Linked DNA regions of Mus musculus: region 2 is linked to region 1. Evidence: chromatin loops called from intact Hi-C (ENCODE). Cell type or tissue: left cerebral cortex. All regions are shown on one strand. Each heading gives the region's core, and the rest is flanking DNA. Links, peaks and the distances in the headings are about the cores only. Region 1 overlaps Gm35248 (a long non-coding RNA gene). Region 2 holds the start of Gm41306 (a long non-coding RNA gene).

Region 1 (10,076 bases), core at 1,047-9,046:
GAACTATTCACTGGGGCATGGGCAGACTACAGCTCTGTTCCGAAAAAACAGTGGTGCTCTCTTCTGTTCACAGCTCTCCTCCTCTAGTCAGCTCTTTCATTCTTTATGAAGTGAAAAAAATAGTTAGATAGTTAGTAGATCAGGCTGGCTCCAAACTGAGAGATTCTCCTGCCTCTTCCTCCTGAATGTTGATATTTAAAACCCAGCCAAGCCAGTGGTGGTGCATACTTTCAGTTCCAGCACTTGGGAGGCAGAGGCAGGCAAATCTCTTAGTTTGAGGCCAGCCTGGTCTACAGAGTGAGTTCCAGGGCAACTAGGGCTACATAGAGAAACCTTGTCTCAGAAAAGGGGGAAAATGAAAACCAGCCAAGAAAAAACTTTAAACAAGGCATGGTAATTCTAGCACTTAGGAGGCTGAACAGTTACAGGCCAACTTATACTATATGAGTTTGAGGCCTGTCTGGACTACATCGTGAGCCTCTGCCATCTCTCCACCTCCATTCTAAGTGTCACTTGTTGGGTTTTCTTTTCTTTTTCTTTTTCTTTTTGTGGGGGTGTTTTTTATGAAATAGGGTTTCTCCTTGTAGCCCCTGGCTATTCAGGAACTTACTGTGTAGACCAGGAGGGCCTCAAACTCACAGAGATCCACCTTCCTCAGCCTCCTGACTGCTGGGAATAAAGGTGTGCCCCACCACCATCTGATTCTTTTTTTTTTCTTAATTTAGGTCGTCATACAGAATAATAGGTCTTACTATGGCATCCTCATGAACCTGCCATTATCTATCACTTGCTTACACTGTGAGTCAAAGGTGGTGCTGAGGACTCCCTAGCCAAGGTCTGCATAAGACTTGGAAGTTTCCTCATCCTGTTGGAAATCAGCCTTTAGACACGAATACTTGGGGTAGCCTACAGCACAGTGAGAGCCTGTGTGAAGGTGAGCAGTCATTTGGAGGAGCAGAAGCCATTGCAGTGGTCCAAGTGTACCTACACCAGAGCAAGGTTATCTGGGAGCCTCCATCCTGTCTCTCGGGACCAGCTAGTACCACGTGGAGAGGAGCCAAGCGTCCCAGCCCAGCTCTGGCCCAGAGAGTCATGAACAGTGGTAGACAGCAGCCCAGGTGTGATCCTGGCCTCTTCCTATAGCTCCTGCAGGGGTAGCATGGTTTAGGGAAAGGGGAAGAAGAGGTCCCATTTCTGGAGAAACTGGAGTGTGTGTATGTGTGTGTGCACAAGAGCCTCTGCCTCTGACTGCTGCCTGCGCTTTGAGCTGTGCCTGTGCCTCTGCCTCTGCCTCTGCCTCTGCCTCTGCCTCTGCCTCTGCCTCTGCCTCTTCCTCTGCCTCTGCCTCTGCCTCTGCCTCTGCCTCTGCCTCTGCCTCTGCCTCTGCCTCTGCCTCTGCCTGTACCTCTGCCTCTGCCTCTGCCTCTGCCTCTGCCTCTGCCTCTGCCTCTGCCTCTGCCTCTGCCTCTGCCTCTGCCTCTGCCTCTGCCTGTGCCTGTGCCTGTGCCTGTGCCTGTGCCTGTACCTCTGCCTCTGCCTCTGCCTGTGCCTGTGCCTGTACCTCTGCCTCTGCCTCTGCCTCTGCCTCTGCTTCTGCCTCTGCTTCTACCTCTGCCTCTGCCTCTACCTGTACCTGTGCCTGTGCCTGTGCCTGTACCTCTGCCTCTGCCTGTGCCTGTGCCTGTACCTCTGCCTCTGCCTCTGCCTCTGCCTCTGCCTCTGCTTCTACCTCTGCCTCTGCCTCTACCTGTACCTGTGCCTCTGCCTCTGCCTCTGCCTCTGCCCCTGCCCCTGCCCCTGCCCCTGCCCCTGCCCCTGCCCCTGCCCCTGCCCCTGCCCCTGCCCCTGCCCCTGCCTCTGCTTCTGCCTCTGCCTCTGCCTCTACCTCTACCTGTACCTGTGCCTCTGCCTGTGCCTGTACCTCTGCCTCTGCCTGCTTCCTGTGCCTGTGCTTCTACCTCTGCCTGTACCTTTGCCTGTGTCTGTGCCTGCTGCTTCTGAGACCACCCCTGTTGCTTGGCTCACTGAGCTTGGAGGCCTAATTTGACCCTCCACTAAAATTTAATTAAAAACTTTAATCAAAAATTATTTTGAATGTCTGTTTCTCTTTTTCTCTCCATCTCTCTGTGTGTATCTGTGTGTATGTGTGAGAGAGAAGTGTGAATGTAGTATATGCACACATGTACATGTATGTACACACATGCATGAATGTGGAGGCCAGAGAAGGACATCAAGTATTCTGTACTGTCACTGTAAATTTGTTCTGTTAAAACAGGGCCCCTGTCATACCATACCATACCAACACACAGATCTCCAGTGCACACAGACTTTTACTTGTGTTCTCAAGATTTGAACTCAAGTCCTTATGTTTGTACAGCAAGCACTCTTACCCACTCCCCACCCCACCCCCAGCCATCCCCTCAATTGGTTTTTATTTTATTTTAGAGACAGGGTCTCATGAAGCCCTAGGTGGCCTCAAACTTTCTATGAAGCTAAAGAAAGACAACCTTAAACTTCTGACCCCCCTCTGCCCACTTCCTGAGAACTGGGGTTACAGGCATGACCACCACACTCAGATTTATGCACGGCTGGGGAGCCAATGCAAGGCTTCAAGCACACTGGGCAAGCACTACCATTTGACCTACTTCACCAACCTGCAGGAGGGCTTTTTTGGCAAAGCAATTTCATCTGTCCACTCTCCGGCCTGCTCTTCACCTTCCTGAGAAGTGAGAAGCCAGCTAAGTGGCTTTTCAAGGTTCCATGAAGCAGTAAACTATGTTCATCACTCTTGGAGCTTTACAAAATGAAGCTGTGCTGTCGAAGTCTGAAAGTCCTGGGAAGGCCGAGCTAAGAGGGTCCTGTGCAGCTTCAAGGGTTGCCAGGATCACAGAGTGGCTTCCAGCTTCTCGTCCTGCCTCAGTCTTCTAAGTTTCAGAATTATACCTGTGTGTATTGTGCCTTTTAATGCAATGGAATTGACGTTTAAAAAAAAAAACTTGTTTATTTTTGTTTCCAGTGCAATGGTGAACATTATGAGGGCATCAGATCCCCTGGAACAGGAGTTACAGACAGTTGGGAGCTGCCATGTGGTTGCTGGGAATTGCACTGGGGTCCTCTGGAGGATCTTGCCAATGCTCTTAACTACTGAACCAACCCACTATTGGCATTTTAGTATGCATATTTTCAGTCTCTGCTCTGGCTTCTCACTTCCTTCTTTCTGCATACTAGACAAATATGGAACCATAAAAAAATTACGCAGCTGCTTAGCAGATAAAGATACTTGCTATTCAAGCCAGACAACCTAAGTTTGATCCTAGAACCTGCCGTGGAAGAAGAGAATTGACTCCTGAAAGTTGTCCTCCAGTTTCCACAAGCTTTCTGTGACACACACGCACACACACACACACACACACACACACACGCCCCTAAACCTTAATAAATTACTCTTTGTAACCTGTTCTTTCCCTTTCCGGTGCTGGGGATGGAACCTAGGACCCTGAACATGGCAGGCAAACACTGTACCGCTGAGCCACACCTCCGGTCCTGTTGGTTATGTCTAACACCTAAGTCACGGTGAGCATCTCCCTGCACATCAGACATTACGAAGGTAGAACTGTTAGGATTTGTGTCACAGGATGAGTTTCCAGTTTCTTGGCGTGATCCACCTGTTCTTACGTGTTCCGACTTCAGTATCCTGATATCTTGCCTGATGTCCAGGGGTATTCTATTCAGAGGCCAAATGTCTGCCTTCTCTTTTGTGCCCAGTGAGTCACCAGTGGAAACTATGGATGTGATCTCTGCCCAACAGTGGTATTTTAAGCATGTGCTCTACACTGAGCCATGCCCCCAACTCCTAAATAAGAACACTGAGATACATATGCACTTTCATTATTGTTGTTGTGTTTTATTATTATGAACCACACTCACTTTTGCTAGATAAACCTCCTACCATAGAGCTATATGCCCTGCCCTCTTACGTGACATCTTTGCTTGAAATCTTTGGAATGTTGATGCTTCAGAGAAAGGGAAGAGGTTACCCATGCTCCCCTTTGGCGTTCTTCAGCTTCCACGCCAAGAAGCCATGCTATGGCAGTTTGCCTGCCATGTTCAGGGTCCTAGGTTTCATCCCCAGCACTGGAAAGGGAAAGAACAGGTTACAAATAGTAATTTATTAAGGTTTAGGGGCGTGCGCGCGCGCGCGCGCGCGTGTGTGTGTGTGTGTGTGTGTGTGTGTGTGTGTGTGTGTGTGTGTGTGTGTACCACAGAGAGCTTGTGGAAATTGAAGGACAACTTTCAGGAGTCAATTCTGCTATGCCACAGAGTGCAGTCTTCCAGGAAATCACTCTGGACATGAGCACACACCCTTATGGCTGTCTAGCACTTACAGCTGCTGCTCTCAGCACCAATGAGTGCAGAGTGGCTCACACCAAAGGCAAGTGAGACCCACAAGCTTGGAAAGGAAGCCACTTTACCAGGAGGCAGTCATCAAATGATCCAAATATCAAATGGCCATTCAATACTCCAGAGATTCTTTACAAACACAAGGTTCCAGTGAGGCTTTGCAAGCACAGCAGTGAAGAGGCAGAGCAGGCTTCAAGGTGTGGTGGCCTCCATACAGTACTGAAATTCATGATTTCTGTTAGCAAAGGCACAAGGCCTGCCGATGCTACTGTAGGCTTGTTTCCTATCATTACAGGGAAGAAAATGTTGAGGTTTGGTTAAAGTTTAATGAAAATAAAGATACTAATTTTCTTCCTGTCAGCTTCAGAGGCCCCTAAATTCTATCCACAGATCCCTGTAAAGTCTTGAGACCCCTTATCATTCCACTTAGCTTCTAAAAAATTAAAATATAAGCTCAAAAATTACAAAAATGTTAAGGAAAACATGTTTCATTTTATGTGTAGGGGTGTTTTTCCTGCATTCACGTTTGTGTATCATGTGTGCAGCACCTGTGGAGGCTAGACAGGAGTGTTAGGTCCCCTGGGACTGGAGTTTCCAATAGTTGTGAGCCACCATGTTGGAGCTGGACCCTTAGTCTGGTTCCCTAGAAGCAGCCAATGCTCTTAGTCATTAAGCCATCTCTCCCCACAGGATACCCTGAGTGACATTCCTCAGCCTTAAGAACAGAGACTGAACACAGCAGCGCTCACTCAGAGGTAGGGCTCCCTCATTTCTGTTCATGCTGTCCACAAAGACCCAGCTGTCCTTGTCTGTAAACAGCAGACATTGATTGCTTATGTTTTGAAATGCTGGGATGCTCACCATCAAGGTACCAACAAACTCAGAGTGTGGTAAGGACCATTCTCTATGATAGTTCCTTCTCTTCTTCTCATGGTATTGCAGCCATCAACCTGCATTCCCTTCCCAACAAACCCCTTCCTACTGCTGTCACTTCAGGAGATATGATTCTAACATAAATTTGGGGGTTCACAAACATTCAGACACAACACCCTAACTCAGAGTTGCTTTGAAGGTGGAGAGGGATTAAGGCTAAAGAAGCAGTGTGTTTGGTTTCAGGAAGACAGCACGAACTCATGAGAACCGAGACCCACTTTCCGTGCACCTTTTTGGTCCATCCAAGACTAACAAACTCTTGGGGCTGAGAATGAATGACTCTTCCTGGTTGTTTATAGTTGGGAGTGAAGAAAAACGGGGGAAGGAGATATAAACAAAGCGTGATGTGAGAGGCATAGTCTGCAGACCTTCCTGTGAGGGTCCCTTAGGTTCTCTCAGGCTACTCTGTTTCCTTGGTGATAAACTGGGAATGACACTAGGAAATCAGGGGTGTTGGGAAGGGTTTAAAACAGTCAATCATAATTTTTTTTTTTTTTTGGTAAAAACAGAAGCATGGTTTCTCGAGCCTCTATGTACTCTAAATATCTTGTGGGTCTTGCAAAAACAGATGGTCCCTCCTCTGCCCGTGATTTTGTTTTCTGTGCTAGAGGTGATCCCTAGGCCTTGTGCATTCTAGGCAAGGGCTGGACCGATCAACTATACAAAGGCCCTGGGAGCTTTTGAGATAGGATCTGTGATGGGTTTGCATATGCTCAGCCCAGGGAGTGGCACTTTTAGTAGGTGTGATCCTGTTGGAGTAGGTGTGTCGCTGTGGGTGTGGGCTTTAAGACCCTCATCCTAGCTGCCTGGAAGTGAGTATTCTGCTAGCAGCCTTCAGATGAAGATGTAGAACTCTCAGCTCATCCTGTACCATGCCTGCCTGGACACCACCAAGCGCCTCCTGTCTTAATAATACTGGACTGAATCTCTGAACCTGTAAGCCAGCCCCAACTAAATGTTTTTATGAGTTGCCTTGGTCATGTTGTCTGTTCACAGCAGTAAAACCCTAACTAAGACAGGGTCTCACTATATTCAGACTGGCTCGGACTTTGAGATTCTCCTGCCTCTGCTGGCCAAGTTGCTGGGATTACAGATGTGCTCAACCAAGTCCAGCTTTGAAGCAGAGTCTCATATAATAGGTCCAGATCAGGTCCCATGATTCTGCATTTTGATCCCACAGTGTCCTAGGCAATCCCTGAGCTGCTATAGCAGGGGTTCAAAGTACTCTACAACTGTTACCGTCAGTATGGTTAGTGTTCTGCCCGGTCCTCTGGCCTGATGGTGCTTACTGAGTAAGAGGGAGGCAGAACTTTCCGTGAGGCAGGATTCTGCTCTGTAGACCACGCTGCTCTTGCATCCATCTCTCTCCTTTTCTGCCTACCACTGCCAGGCCATGCTGAAGACTGGCTACAGACAAGCCAAATAATCCTCTGGCCAAGCCAATCAAGCACAGAGAGTGAGGGCAAAGACTGAGTGAGATCATTTCTGGAAGTAGGGGAGACCGAAATACTTGTATGCAGAAAAAGAAAAAAAAACAGTTTGCAGTTTTCTTTTGTTTGTTTTGTTTTGAGACAGAGTTTTGCTATGTAGCCTTGGCTGGTCTGTCCTTAACTTTGGGGTCCCAGCCTCAAACAGATACATGCTAATCATCTCGTGTCAGTCTCCCAAATACTGGGATTACAGACATGCACGACCGCACCCAGAACTATTTTGTATTTGTAATAGGAATTGTGTCACACCTCTTCGCCTTGCAGGTCAGCTGGTTCCCTCCAGCCCCTTGCTGGTGGCTCTCTTAGACTCCCTGTATGACTAATTTGCTCCCAGTTCTTCTCCGATTCTCTCTAGGAATGTCACATTAGAAGGAGAGAACAATTCAGCCAAGAGTGCAGAACTCTCCAGCACTGCTGGGAAAGGCATCAACCGGTGCCGTGTCTCAGGGGAGCAGTGTGGCCCTTTCAACACCCACCCCCAACCTACCACCAAGTGGTTGAGAGCAAACAGAGTCTAGGTGTGACTGAAGTGATCAGCTTGCAGATTCACATGGCTTGGGTCGGCAAGGAGAATCACATGAAGTTTGACCAGAGACTGTGCAGGGGAGTGGTGGTAGCGATGCATGCCCAGTGAGTGCCTTGCAGCCTGAGGCAGACACTGGCTTCCCATGTTGTACATGACCGAGTCCCCATCTGCTAAGAAACTGACCAAGTAACAGCATCAGAGTCCTCACCCCAAGGCCGACTGTAATTAGTATCTGCTATTGGTGAGTTCTCCAGGAGGTTTCCACCACAGCCTTGCAGGAGAATTCAGGGGACCTAGCCTGGAAGGTGGAGGAGGAACAGGTTGGAGAGAGAGAGAGGTAACCAGTCAGGCTGATCTGTTTTGATGCAAAACCTAGTACAGCAAGCCTTGGGGTCTGATAATCTCTGCTACTGGGGAGGCTGAGGCAAGGACCAAAACTTGGAGGCCGAGGCCTATGTGTGAATCAAGGCCAGCCTGGGAAATTTCCTGAGACTCTGACTAAAAGTTAAAAAAAAAAAAAAAATTAAAGACAGGCCCAGTGTGATGGCTCAGTGGGTAAGAGCCCTTGCCACCAAGCCTAACACCATGAACTAGGTCAAATTATTTGCTATTACAAATACAATCACATGGGCTGGAGAGATGGCTCAGCGATTAAGAGGAACAGCTGCTCTTCCAGAGGCCCCTGGTTCAATTCCCAGCACCCACATGGCAGCTCACAACTGTCTGTAACTCCTGATCCAGGGCATCTGATGCCCTCATACAGACAGATACACATTTGGGTAGAACACTAAAGTACATAAAAGTAAATAATTTTAAAAAGACAAGTACCGGGTAGGAGAGAACCAAGCCCTGAAGGCTTGGCTTGTCCATGATCACAGTGGCATTGCTGCTTTTTCGCATGCACAGAGGAAATAAATACATAGAAATAAAATTAAAGAAAGAGAAAGAGAGCATGAAAGGGCAGAGTGTGCAGCTGGTGGCAAAGTGTGAAGCGGGTGGCAGAGTGTGAAGCTGGTGACAGAGTGTGCAGCCAGTGGCAGAGTGTGGAGCCAGTGGCAGAGTGTGCAGTCTGTGGCAGAGCCGGTGGCAGAGTGTGCAGCCAGTGGCAGAGTGTGAAGCCGGTGGCAGAGTGTGGAACCAGTGGCAGAGTGTGCAGTCGGTGGCAGAGCATGAAGCCGATGGCAGAGTGTGAAACCAGTGGCAGAGTGTGCAGCCAGTGGTAGAGTATGCAGCCAGTGGCAGAGTGTGCAGCCGGTGGCAGTGTGCAGCCGGTGGCAGTGTGCAGCCGGTGACAGAGTGTATAGCCGGTGGCAGAGTGTGCAGCCGGTGACAGAGTGTGAAGCCGGTGGCAGAGTGTGCAGCCGGTGGCAGAGTGTTAAGCTGGTGGCAGAGTGTGCAGCTGGTGGCAGAGTGTGCAGCCGGTGACAGAGTGTTACAGTACTGCAGTTTGCCATCAGGCCTGAGGTTTCTACAATAGGCTCTTCTCATTGGATTAATCATGTTTTACAAAAGAGAAGTCTATTTTGTTTTTCTGAGTGAGACAGAGTCTCTCTTCATACCCCTGACCAGCTTGGAACCCACCATGTAGAGCAAACTTGCCTTGTGTTCAGGAGAGCTCCTCCTGTCTCTGCCTCCTGAGTGCTGGGACTATCAGCATGAATCACTAAGGCCCCTACAAAGAGGGAAAAATGCCTTCTCACCAGCACCCTGGCTGGTTGGGGACCCAACACTCCTACCCAGATGGAATAAAAAGACCCTTCCCCGCAACCCTGGCCGAGGGAGAGTGACTGAAGGCGAAGGTGTTCTCAGCACAGCCCTGTATGGTTTTCAGTGCTAGTCATTAGCTGGGACTTAGAGTGGTTAACTTCTGCTGTTCCAAGGTAGATTCCAAGCCTTAGAGGATGCATTGAAACTTCAGCTGGGGAGTGGTCTGCTACAGGAGCCAGGCCAGCTCCCTGGCATGTTTGGCCACTAGGCCCACTGACTGGTGTGTTGTCTGCAGGCTTAGCACACTTGGTAGCTGCTAAGTGGGTTTTCTCCCTTCTCCTCTCCCCCACCTTTGCCCACTGCCCAGAACTAGGGTCTGAGTGCACTGACCTGTGCCTTTCAGGCATTTGGGCTTTGCACACTGTCAGAAGGGCAGAGGAGAAACAAGATTCTTGTGAGGAAACAGCTGGGAGACAAGGGCTTCTGTGGAGGGTGGTGACGTGGGAAAGTGGAACCCACTGCAAATGTTAGAATGACCATTGTATTGCAACCTTACTACCTGAGCTCCCTCCACAATCCCTCGTTAGATCAGTTTAGTCCAGATATCAGGAGTTAGTAAAAATGTTCAGATACTGCTGGACAAGATGATCAAAACCCTCTGATCTCTGCACTCAGGAAAACAGAGATCAAGGCCTGAGTTCAAGGCCAGCCTGGGCTATATAGGGAGTTCAAGGTCAGTCTAGGCTACACCAGTTCCTGTCTCAAAAACAAAACGGAACAAAATAACAAGAAGAATAACAAGAAACTCAAACAGACAGCACCCCTCAGATATGCAGACAAGACAAGATATGCAGTCCAGACAAGACAGCAGCTGGGGGTTAGAAGCTGGGGTCGTGGGTAAAATGAAGCCAACAAGGTGAAAGTGAAGTTGCCTGAGGTTATTCATCTATTTCCTTCTAGTTTTCTTACCTACAACTTGAAGGAATTGCCTTGTGAAAGTGTTTGACCACAAGCAACGA
Region 2 (10,076 bases), core at 1,327-9,326, 53 kb after region 1:
CTGCTGCATCATGAAGAAGAGTAGCTGCTTAGAAACCTAAGTGGAAGCACGGGACCCTTCCCCACCCACCAAAGTGTACTTGACCTATGTTCTTGAAGAGGCTAAAACCACATAGCACCTGGCCCCTGATCCCATTTCCATTGCCAAACCATCTCTCCCTCTGTCCCCTGTCCTTGTCCTGAGTTACAGACGTAGACCCATCTTTCCCTGTCCTCTTAGACTGTGGACTTCCACTTGCCTTTCATCTCATTTCATTTCCCATTACCTCCCTGCTTTTGATCCTATTTGGCTTGGCTTGGCTTCCCCCTGGAGCAGTGGTTCTCAATGTTGCCAATACCAAAACCCTTTAATACAGTTTCTCATGGTATGATGACTCCTAACCATAAAATTATTTTGTAGCTATTTTATATCTGTAATTTTACTAGTGGTATGATAGTAACATAAATATCTGATATTCAGGATATCTGATATGTGACCTCCCACCAAAGGGGTCGTGACTCAAAGGTTGAGAACCACTACCCCAGTTGAGTCTGCACAAAGCCCTCATGGGGATGGGCAAGTAACAAAACCTTAAAAATAAAAATAAATAGATAAATGGATAGATAGATAGATAGATAGATAAATAGATAGATAACACAAACCTTCTATTTGCATTTCAGGACACAAGGAACCTGTGAGGAATTTTAATCCAGCAATATGACTGTTCTGGCAAGGAATAACATCCAAAGATATGGTCCCAAGATGTTATTCAGGGCAACATATCCTGGATTACAGTATGATCTGGCTGGAATACAGACAGGCCCTTAGTACATACCTTGAAGGTAAAGTTAGTTTTGTAGAAGGAAGCAGCCATGTTCGAATGTGACATCTAATTGAGGGGCAGACAAAGTGAGGAATCAGAGAAAGATTTGACAGAATGAGTCAGAGGCAGGATACACCCAACTCACAGAACAGACAGGAAAGAGTGGCTGCTTAAGAGAGCAATGCAGAGTGAGTCGGGGGGAGGACAGTTCAGTGAGCACAGTTCAGTTGAGTTCAGGAAATGCAGAGAGGAATTTGGTGCAGTTCAGTTGAGTGAGTGCAGTGGAGTTGAGCTTGTTCCTGAGTTCACGCAGTTCAGTGCAGGGCAGCAGAGGCTGTTGAAGCCAGAGAATAAGAAGGAGCCAGGAGATTAGAAAAGATTGCCAGAGTTAGTTTGAGGCAGAGCAGAGCAATTCAATGAGAATCCAAGAGAAGCCAGATTGAATCAGTTAACTTGGAGAGGAGTTTGAGCCAGAACAGCTGAGGAAAAGAGCCCACAAAATATACACCCAGAGTGCTCCTCCTTCAGAGCCCCTCTACTCTCAGGGTAGGTTCCTTGTCACTTTTTCTTAATAAAGCTATGTTTGCTTTGGGGTGTGTGTGGGTGGGGTGGGGAGCCTCCAACTTCCAGTAAAGTAGGAGAAGATGCCAGGGAACTTAGGGGTCTGGCATCGATGTTGTGGAAATTACCAGGCTTGAGGACATGAGTGAAGCTCTATTATCACTCAAGAGGGTTCCAGAGAAAGGCACTATGGGGGATGTGGGGCAACAGTTCTGAAGAGGAGAGAGTTGAGAACAAATAAGAGAGGTTTGGTTTTGTTTAAGGCGATCTGTGTAGCCCCAGCTGGCCTTAAACTCAAGATCCACCTGCCTCAGCCTCACAGAGAGTTAAGAATATAAGACCTGTTTCACTATGCTGGACGTTAGGAATTTCCTAGGCAGGAAAGAAGGGATAACAGTCCAGGCATATGTACACAAGCTTTGGAGATGAAAAGCCAACAGCCCCAGGTACTGGAGAGGCTGGGGTGTAGCTTCGTGGGTAGAGCACTCGGTATGCATTGAGCCTCATGTTTGAGCCTAAGCACTGCATAAACCAGATACAACAGCACATGCCTGTAATTCTAGCACTTGGGAGAGAGCGGCAAGATGATCTGCAATTCAAGAGCAGCCTTGGCTCTATGTCAGCTGTGTAAAAACAGAAAGAAAGACAAACCGTAGAGCGTGTGGAGGACACTCTGGACACCAGAGTGTTGTGAATGGGTCATCAGATCAGTGAAACTAGAAAGAGCATCCTTGGCCACCAAGAGAAGGGAGTCCTGAAAAAGGTTGACATATGCATTTTGTTGTTTCAAAGACTTTATTAGGGTTAGAGAAATGGCTCAGCACTTAAGGGTGCTTGCAGTTTTTCCAGAGGACCAGAGTTCAGTTTCCAGTACCCACATTAGACAGGTCCTAACTGTCTACAGCTGCAGGAATCTGACACGCTCCTAATCCTGCACATGTGACACATATATGAAAATAAATCTTTTAAGAGGGCTTATTACTATTTTCTAAATAATCTACAATTTAGAGTTTGCTTTATTTAAAACTCAAGTTATTTTAGATACATTTTAAAATTATTTCAAGGTGATACTGACCTTCAAGGTGAATTTTTTTTCAAGACAAGGTTTCTCTGTGTAGCCCTGGATGTCCCTGGAACTAACTCTGTAGACCTAGACGACCTCAAACTTAGAGTTCTACCTGCCTTTGCCCTTCCCCCACCCCCCAGTGCTGGGATTAAAGGCATGGGATGCCACCATCCAGCCGACTTTGACTTTTTTTTTATTATGCTATAGCCTTGTTCTATTACAGCCAGAGAGGAGTATATGTTTATTAAGGATTTCTTTATGGCCTAAAGTGTGTCCAGTTTAGCACTGGCTCTCAGGCATTTACATTCTCTATTTTTAGAGGGAAAGGATACACTCTGCTTCCACCATATTATTTATGTGTTTAGCAAGTCTTTCATGGTTTGCCCACTCATGCATATGTGTGTGTCTATTTTCTGCTCACACACTAGAAATCTTTAACCTAATTCCTTTACCACTAGCGAATTTTTCAGTTTCTCCTTTTGTTCCTAAAGCTTGTTTGTTGGTTTGAATTTTGTTAGATTTGTTGCTTTAAAGAATTTATTGGGCTGGAGAGATGGCTCAGCAGTTAAGAGCAATGACTGCTCTTCCGAAGGTTCTGAGTTCAAATCCCAGCAACCACATGTTGGCTCACAACCATCCGTAATGAGATCTGACGTCCTCTTCTGGAGATAGCTACAGTGAACTTACAAATAATAATACATAAATCTTTTTTTTTAAAAGAATTTATTGTACTGGGGGGGGGGGGGATTCGAGACAGGGTTTCACTGTATAGCCCTGGCTATCCTGGAACACACTTTGTAGACCAGGCTGGCCTTGAACTCAGAAATCCGCCTGCCTCTGAGTTTATTGTATTTTATTGTATATTTTATTTACTTTGTGTGTGTGTGCCGGCATCTCATGGCTTAGGTGTGGAAGTCAATAGACAACTTGCAAAAATTGGTTCTTGCCCATGGTTCAACCTCAGGTCAGCAGGCTGCAGCCTGAGCCGTCCTGCTGTTCTTTAAGAGAGGGTCTGACTCCATACCCTGACTAATCCGGCACTTTCTGTACAGCTGCCTCTGCTTTGCAGTTGCTGGGACGCAGCTGGCCTCTCCTGTAAGTTTTTATAGCAGTTTTAACTTGGGAGCACCATGATGCTGCTTGTACCCTAGAAAACTCAGATAATTGTGTAGAGGAGGATTGGGCTGCATATGCAACAGGCTGATTAAGAAGCCATGCTGGACGGGTATGGGCAAGCCCAAGCTTCAGCGTATGGGAAGGTAAGCAGGTTGAGAAGAGAGGTGAAAGAGCCCTGGGCTTCAGGAGCTTACACAACTGGGCACGATGATGCTGTTACCCTGGGTTTGGCTTAATGGTGGCATGTGTCATTGAACTTTCTCACGATACAGCGGTGGCTTGTTTCAGTTCTCTCTCTCTCTCTCTCTCTCTCTCTCTCTCTCTCTCTCTCTCACATAGGGCTGAATCTGCTTGTTGTCCATTGTCTCCCTCAGCTGACAGTCCCTGGCACATGGTAGGGGTGGGAAGATAATTTTAGAATAACCAGATGAAGTGCCACTGGAGTAGCTGAGACCACTAGGGAAGGTGGCCAGTGAACAGTAGAGACACAGGTCAGAGATAGCTCAAGATAGTGAGTGCTAGGGAGAGGAAGTGTAATTCAAACCAGGGCTGGTGGCAGCCCAACACTAGATAAGGGATCAGGACGGCCCTGGGAAGAGGAGAGATGAGCTTCCTGCCAGGAGATCCCCTCTGCCTCCAGCATCAGGACCCACACCAGGACATCTGGGGATCCTCTCTCATTCTGTCAGTTACTTTTTGTTGTCTTTATTCATTTAAAGTTCCTCTTCATCTCTGTCTAGGGTCTAATCCACTTGCACCACTCTGCCTGTTTCCCTTTCCCCATCAACTCTTCTTCAGGTTATATGTCTTCATCTATTCTATTTCTTCTTGGGTATTTATCCTCGAGATTGGAAGGCAGACCACCCGAGGGGTCCCTTGACTCCTGGGATCTCCATGTGAACCACGATGGGGCTGCTTTTACAACGGCCATCATGAAGTTATCTCTCAATAACAGTAAAGTCTTCACTATCTTCATCCAAAATTCTGTGGGGGAGTCATCTGGAGTGTTCTAAATCCTGCCAACTCCTCAGAATTATCCAGATGCAAACTTTGCTTGTGGCAGCTCAGATCGTGGCAGTGGTAGTGTGCAGCAGATTGTTCATATCACAGCCGATTCGGAAAAAGAAATCAACGGAACCAAGAAACACCTTCACCCCTTCAAAGGCCTCCCCTTCATGACCTACTTCTGCAGAGGACCCACCTCCTAAAGGTTCCACAGCCTCCAAAAATAAAGCCCCCAACTAGGGGCCAAGTGTTCACACTGAGAACCTGGAATGGACAACTCCAGTCACATCATGGCAGAAGTGAAAGGTACATTCTAAAACATATGCCCTGAAGCTAGCCTCAGTCCCAGTGTCAGCGGTGACCTGGAGTTCCTGTCTGGAAGCCAGACTCCAGGCATGGATCTGTGACGTTCACTCTGAAGGGATTAAGGAACCTCCTGAGAAAGTATGAGAAGCTGTTCATTTCAAAGGTGATTTCCAGATTCGGAAGTTATAGCACGCTATGAGCAGCTGTGAGTGGAAAGGCAGCCATGCTGGCTATTTTAAGAGTTACTGATCAGCGGGGAGCCAGACAGAATGGATTTTAGAGTAAGTTGAACACCAGGGTTATGTTCAAAGAAGTAGGACATCTTCACAATGGTTGAGGACCTTCTAACAAAGCTGTATGAAGCATGCATCTACAGACCAGGAGGCTGGCTTACCACCGCCATCACCACCTCCTTCACCAGCGACCCACCATCTGGTTAGCTTATCTCTTCCTAAAAATTCAACATGATTTCTAGGCTCCTCTCCATCTGTCTGGAATATTGCTTTCTTTTCTGACTCTCCAAAGACCTTGACCTCCACAAGTCCAAAGACCTCCACAGCATCCTGTAGAATTAATTATTAATTGGCAAATCCTGGCAATGTGTTTGTTACCCTCCTCAAAGGTTTATGTTCCCGAATGAAACACACACACACACACACACACACACACACACACACACACACACACACTTTATATTTTAATATGCCTTAAGCAGCATAATAGCTGGGCCACTGCCTACCTTCATGTTGTTAGAATCTACCTGCCCCCCACCCCCCAGTCCCAAGTTACTACTTACCAATTCTGTGTTCCATCTTGGTTGTTCCCAACACAGTTGAGCAGCCATCTGAGCCACCTCTCCTGGCCCCCTTCACATGGCGGCCATGCCTCTCTGTTCTGCACACTCTCCCAGCATGCCTCACCTCTCCTAAAGCATGGCGGATCCCTCCTCCTCCTCCTCTTCTTCTTCTTCCTCCCCCCACTGCCTGCCCCCCCCCCCCAGTCCCACCTCTGTCTGCCCTCCAGCTATTAGCTGTTGGCATTTTTATTTACCAGTCAGAACCAACTGGGGGCAGTTTCCCAGAAGCTCCATGCAGACCCTCTCGTGTAAACAGTTTTGGGGGAACATAATTAGCATTATCTGTAATACAAGCAGCTACAGCATGCCCCCATTGTCATCAATGTCTCTGTCTAATGGCTTTCTCCTTTTCCACCCCTAATGGGGGCTAGCTAGGAAGTTGGTGTAGTCCCATGGCTGCCTCCCCATTGACGGCAGCTGGGCTTCTGCTGACGGTCATGTACATCTGTTACCTCTACTACCTTTTGTTCAGATTCAGCTTGACGCCATGAGCTATGTCCAACATGGGCGGTGTACACTCCAAGGTAGCTGTGAATGCAGCCAAGCACAAGATCATAAACTTCTTTAAAATGTGGTAGGGGATGGGGTGGGGATGACTTGATTCTGAGGCTCCTGAGCATGAATTCCGTAGACAACAGGGTGTTTCAACAGCAAAGGCTCAGCACACCACATTCTCTCTTCCACTCTTCCTGCTTCGAGCTCACTGGTGTGCCACATCCGATCCAAGTGGAGCAGGTTGTCCTTGTCCTTTCTGTGGTGTTTGTCTACATTTCCTCCTCCCTGGGGCTCTGCTTCTCCTCGACCCTCTGAAGTAGGGTGAGTATGTAATTTATCATCCCAACTGGGTCACTGTTTAAAGTGAAAAGGGACACTAATTAATAACCATGTCAAGCTCACCCCCATAAACCGAGACTCTCCCAGGGGAACTCAGATGTGTGGCCGTTCTCCGCCTTCCCTTCTCTGCCTACTCACCTGATTCCTTTACAGGACTCTCTTCCACCATCCACTCATGTTTATCCCAGGACCCCTCTGCTGTCATGACATGCCACCTCTCTGCATGATCTTACCCAGCTATGGCTCCCACCTGTTCTGAGATTATAATGTAATTTCTATACTCCCTGTGATGGTTTAAATAGGTATGGCCCCTATAGGCTCATGTGTTTGAATGCATGGCCTATAGGAAGTGGCACTATTAGGATGTGTGGCCTTGTTGGAGGAAGTGTGTCACTGTGGGAGTGGGCTTTGAGGTCTCCTATGCTCAAGCTATGCCCAGGGTGGCACACAGTGTCCTTCTGCTGCCTGTGGATCAAGATGTAGAACTCAGCTCCTTCTACAGCAATATCTTAGCCTGCAGACCGTCATGCTTTCCACCATGACAATAATGGACTAAACCTCTGAAATTATAAGCCACCCTCCAATTAAATGTTTTCCTTTATAAGAATTGCCTTGGTCATGGTGTCTCCTCACAGCAGTAAAAACCCTAAGACACTCCATGCTTGTGCAAATTGAATGGCTGAATCAGCTAATGTCTTTAGCTGGCTGTCCTGATGATAACTTAAATCTACATTCTAAAACCAAAGTCATTTTCTTCAGCCTCAACTATGCTTCTACATGCTGAAGAACAGAGGCTAAATGGGAAAGGCAGAAAGGAAGGATCTCCAGAGATCCGGCCGCTGCAGCCAACAGCCAGGCCACCCCATGCTAGCCACGCATACTAGTAATACGCACAATTACTGAACATGCCAAGACTTAGCTTCCTGTAAAATGGAGATACAATCTTACCTGGTGGACAGGATTATATGGGGCAGTAGAATAATAGCAGGTATTTATAAGATGTTTGGCATGTCAGTGCAGTTTCCATGTAATATTTAATCTGCGAACAGCCAACATGGTAGGTATTGCTACGGTGCCTTGTTATGTCACTTGCCCTGGCTCAATAGTAGGCTGAAGTTTAAATCCCTGAAGCCAGGATCTAGGAACATCTTGGGAAGCGCCTGAGTGCTTTGTGTGTGAGGTGTTTTGTGCCCAGGTCACCAAAGCAGACACCTCAGGGACAACAGGTTTCTCTCATCTGTGTGCATCCTCAGACCTCAAACCCTATCAGTACCTGAGTATGCCAGATATTGCAGTTTATCATTATACAGTCCTCGCTCTTCAACCAAACTCCTTTCTGTTTAGAAGCCAACTGCTAACTGACCAGATGTGCTCAAAAGGCCCAGACCTTTGACTCTGGTTGAAAGCCTTTCTTTTCCAACCTCTACCCTGTTCATTTTCTTGGCACATTGCTCCCCTGCCATGAATAAGACCTAGCCCATGAGAGACTCTCCAGAGTCAACACGAGCCCTCCTAACTGAGGTCACTGTCCCAAGCAAGTGTCCAGCCAGCCTCACAGCTGGTCACAGATACACAGTCAGCTCAGTCAAGACCAGGAAAGCCAATGAACCAAGTGCAGCTTGAAGAGCTGCTCCACACAAAGGTGAGCTGCCGTCCTCAGCCTCTAAACTGCAGTGCGTGCCAGCAGCCGAAGTTAGGAGATGTGATTAGGAAATACCTTAGCTGTTGTGCCTGCCTGTTGCAGTCTGGGCTGGGTGTTCCCAGGTTCTTGGCATTTTACTCAAGGAACTGAAATAAAAGCACACACAAACTACAGAGTAGCAAGGAAAGTATTCAAAAGTGAAGTGATGTTACAGGTAAGAGAAGACTGTTAGGATTAACACTAGTCCACAAGAGTGAGTACTTCAGCACCCCAGTGGGATTCTTTCGTGGGATTCTAGAGGAGTTTGATTGCTAAAGAACATAGCCTATGTGGCTCTGCTTTGATTGGCACACTTAGATTATATAAGCCTTCATTCACTAAGGCTTCATTCACGTAGCCTTCCGTGGTGCATCTGATTTCATTTTTTAACATTTTAAATTATTTATTTTAATTTTTTGTACATGGGTGTGTATGTCTATGTTACCACACGCGCACAGTTCCTGTGGAGGCCAAAAAATACAGCAGATCCCCTAAAACTGGAGTTAAAGACGGTTGTTAGCTGTGTTGGTGCTGGAAATCGATCCTGAGTCCTCTGGAAGAACAGTCGGTGCTCTTAATCATTAACATACTTCTACAGCCCAAATACACCTGATTTTAATCATATTCCTGCCTAATCTATTCTCAGGCATAGATGGTAAATAGGGATTCTTTCTAAAACTTCATTGACAGGACATGGTTTACCTTATTGAGCATGTACCCCAAAACACTCCAGGCTATATCACACCCTACCTTCTTACCCCCATGTGCTCTGAATACATTTTAATAGAATTTTTGTGAATGGGGAAGGTATATGGTTTGGAGAAGGTATTATTAACAACTTGATGTAGGTGGGGGATCCTGTTGCTAACTGGCTGCCAGGTACCTTGCTCAAAGAGGGGCCCATGTACATAACACATGCCGAAGAGGGTTCTAGGCTGCATTATTAGAAGAGCAATGTATACATAGACCAAACCAAGTGGAGTCCCAGAATGCTAAGTTATCCCCTACACTTGTCTGCCTCAGACTGCTATAACAAGATACCATACACTGAGTAACACCCCCCCCCCCACACACACACACACAGCCACAAATTGTATATCACAGTCCTAGAACAAAGAAATCCAAGAAATTACCAGGGCTGGTTTCTGGGGAGGCCTTTGTATTTTTATTTGTAGACAGACATCTTCTCACTCAGACCTTCCTCACATGCCCTGCCCCATTTTTTTTGGATAGAGATGGATCTGTTGTCCCTTCCTTCTTGTATAATTATACCAATCTTGTTGGATTGTAGCTCTTCCTGTTATTGCTTTACCTATTCATTACCTCCTTAAAAGCCGTGTCTCTAAATATGGTCACATTTGGGGTTATGGATTCTGCATGCAAATATGAGCAGAGAGAGGACTCCATCCATAACAGGCAGAATGCATAACAATCTACCTCCAAGTACAGTATAGCCAGAAACAGCAGGTGGCACGGAGCTGCTAAGATCACCTCAAAGAGGCGCAATGGCAGAAGAGACCCTTGAGCTGAAGACAAGTTCAACAACAGCAGAGAGGAGCAAAAGACTGAGGGAAAGGACCACAAGAAGAACTGGACAACAGATAAGGAGGAGGCACTGGGCTACACCACACACCCTTACAAAGGGACGAGTGACCACCAGAGACAAACACATCAATAAGTCAAGGATAAAGAGCCCTTTCCATTTTCAGCCCAGAGACAGCCCAGGGCTAGGCTCATTAGGCTTATTCTGAAGCAGAGTCTTGCTAAGTATCGCAGGCTGGCTTGAGCTTTCAGCCCTCCTGCCTCTGCGGATTGTAGGAATGCAACACCATGGCCAGGCCATTGTAGG

The links. Peaks named below come from ENCODE experiments on the same cell type or tissue, not always from the same donor. Only the 100,000 strongest peaks of a DNase experiment are listed, where the experiment ranks them.
Region 2: a loop joins it to region 1, with 2.2 times the contacts of the local background. A loop is called at or near these places in 11 of 42 quality-filtered maps.

The regions. Positions count from the first base shown.
Region 1 is chr15:38,307,202-38,317,277 of GRCm38, forward strand. All of the region lies in intron 1 of Gm35248 (a long non-coding RNA gene), which reads left to right. Among named protein-coding and RNA genes, the nearest start is that of Klf10, 12 kb to the left of the region's middle. In left cerebral cortex, for the core only: no CTCF peak of the experiment used is centred there; no DNase peak of the experiment used is centred there.
Region 2 is chr15:38,360,254-38,370,329 of GRCm38, forward strand. Gm41306 (a long non-coding RNA gene) reads right to left here and starts at 5,828. Exons shown (of 3, transcript XR_875178.1): 1 at 5,653-5,828. In left cerebral cortex, for the core only: no CTCF peak of the experiment used is centred there; DNase peaks (open chromatin) are centred at 4,595 and 5,094.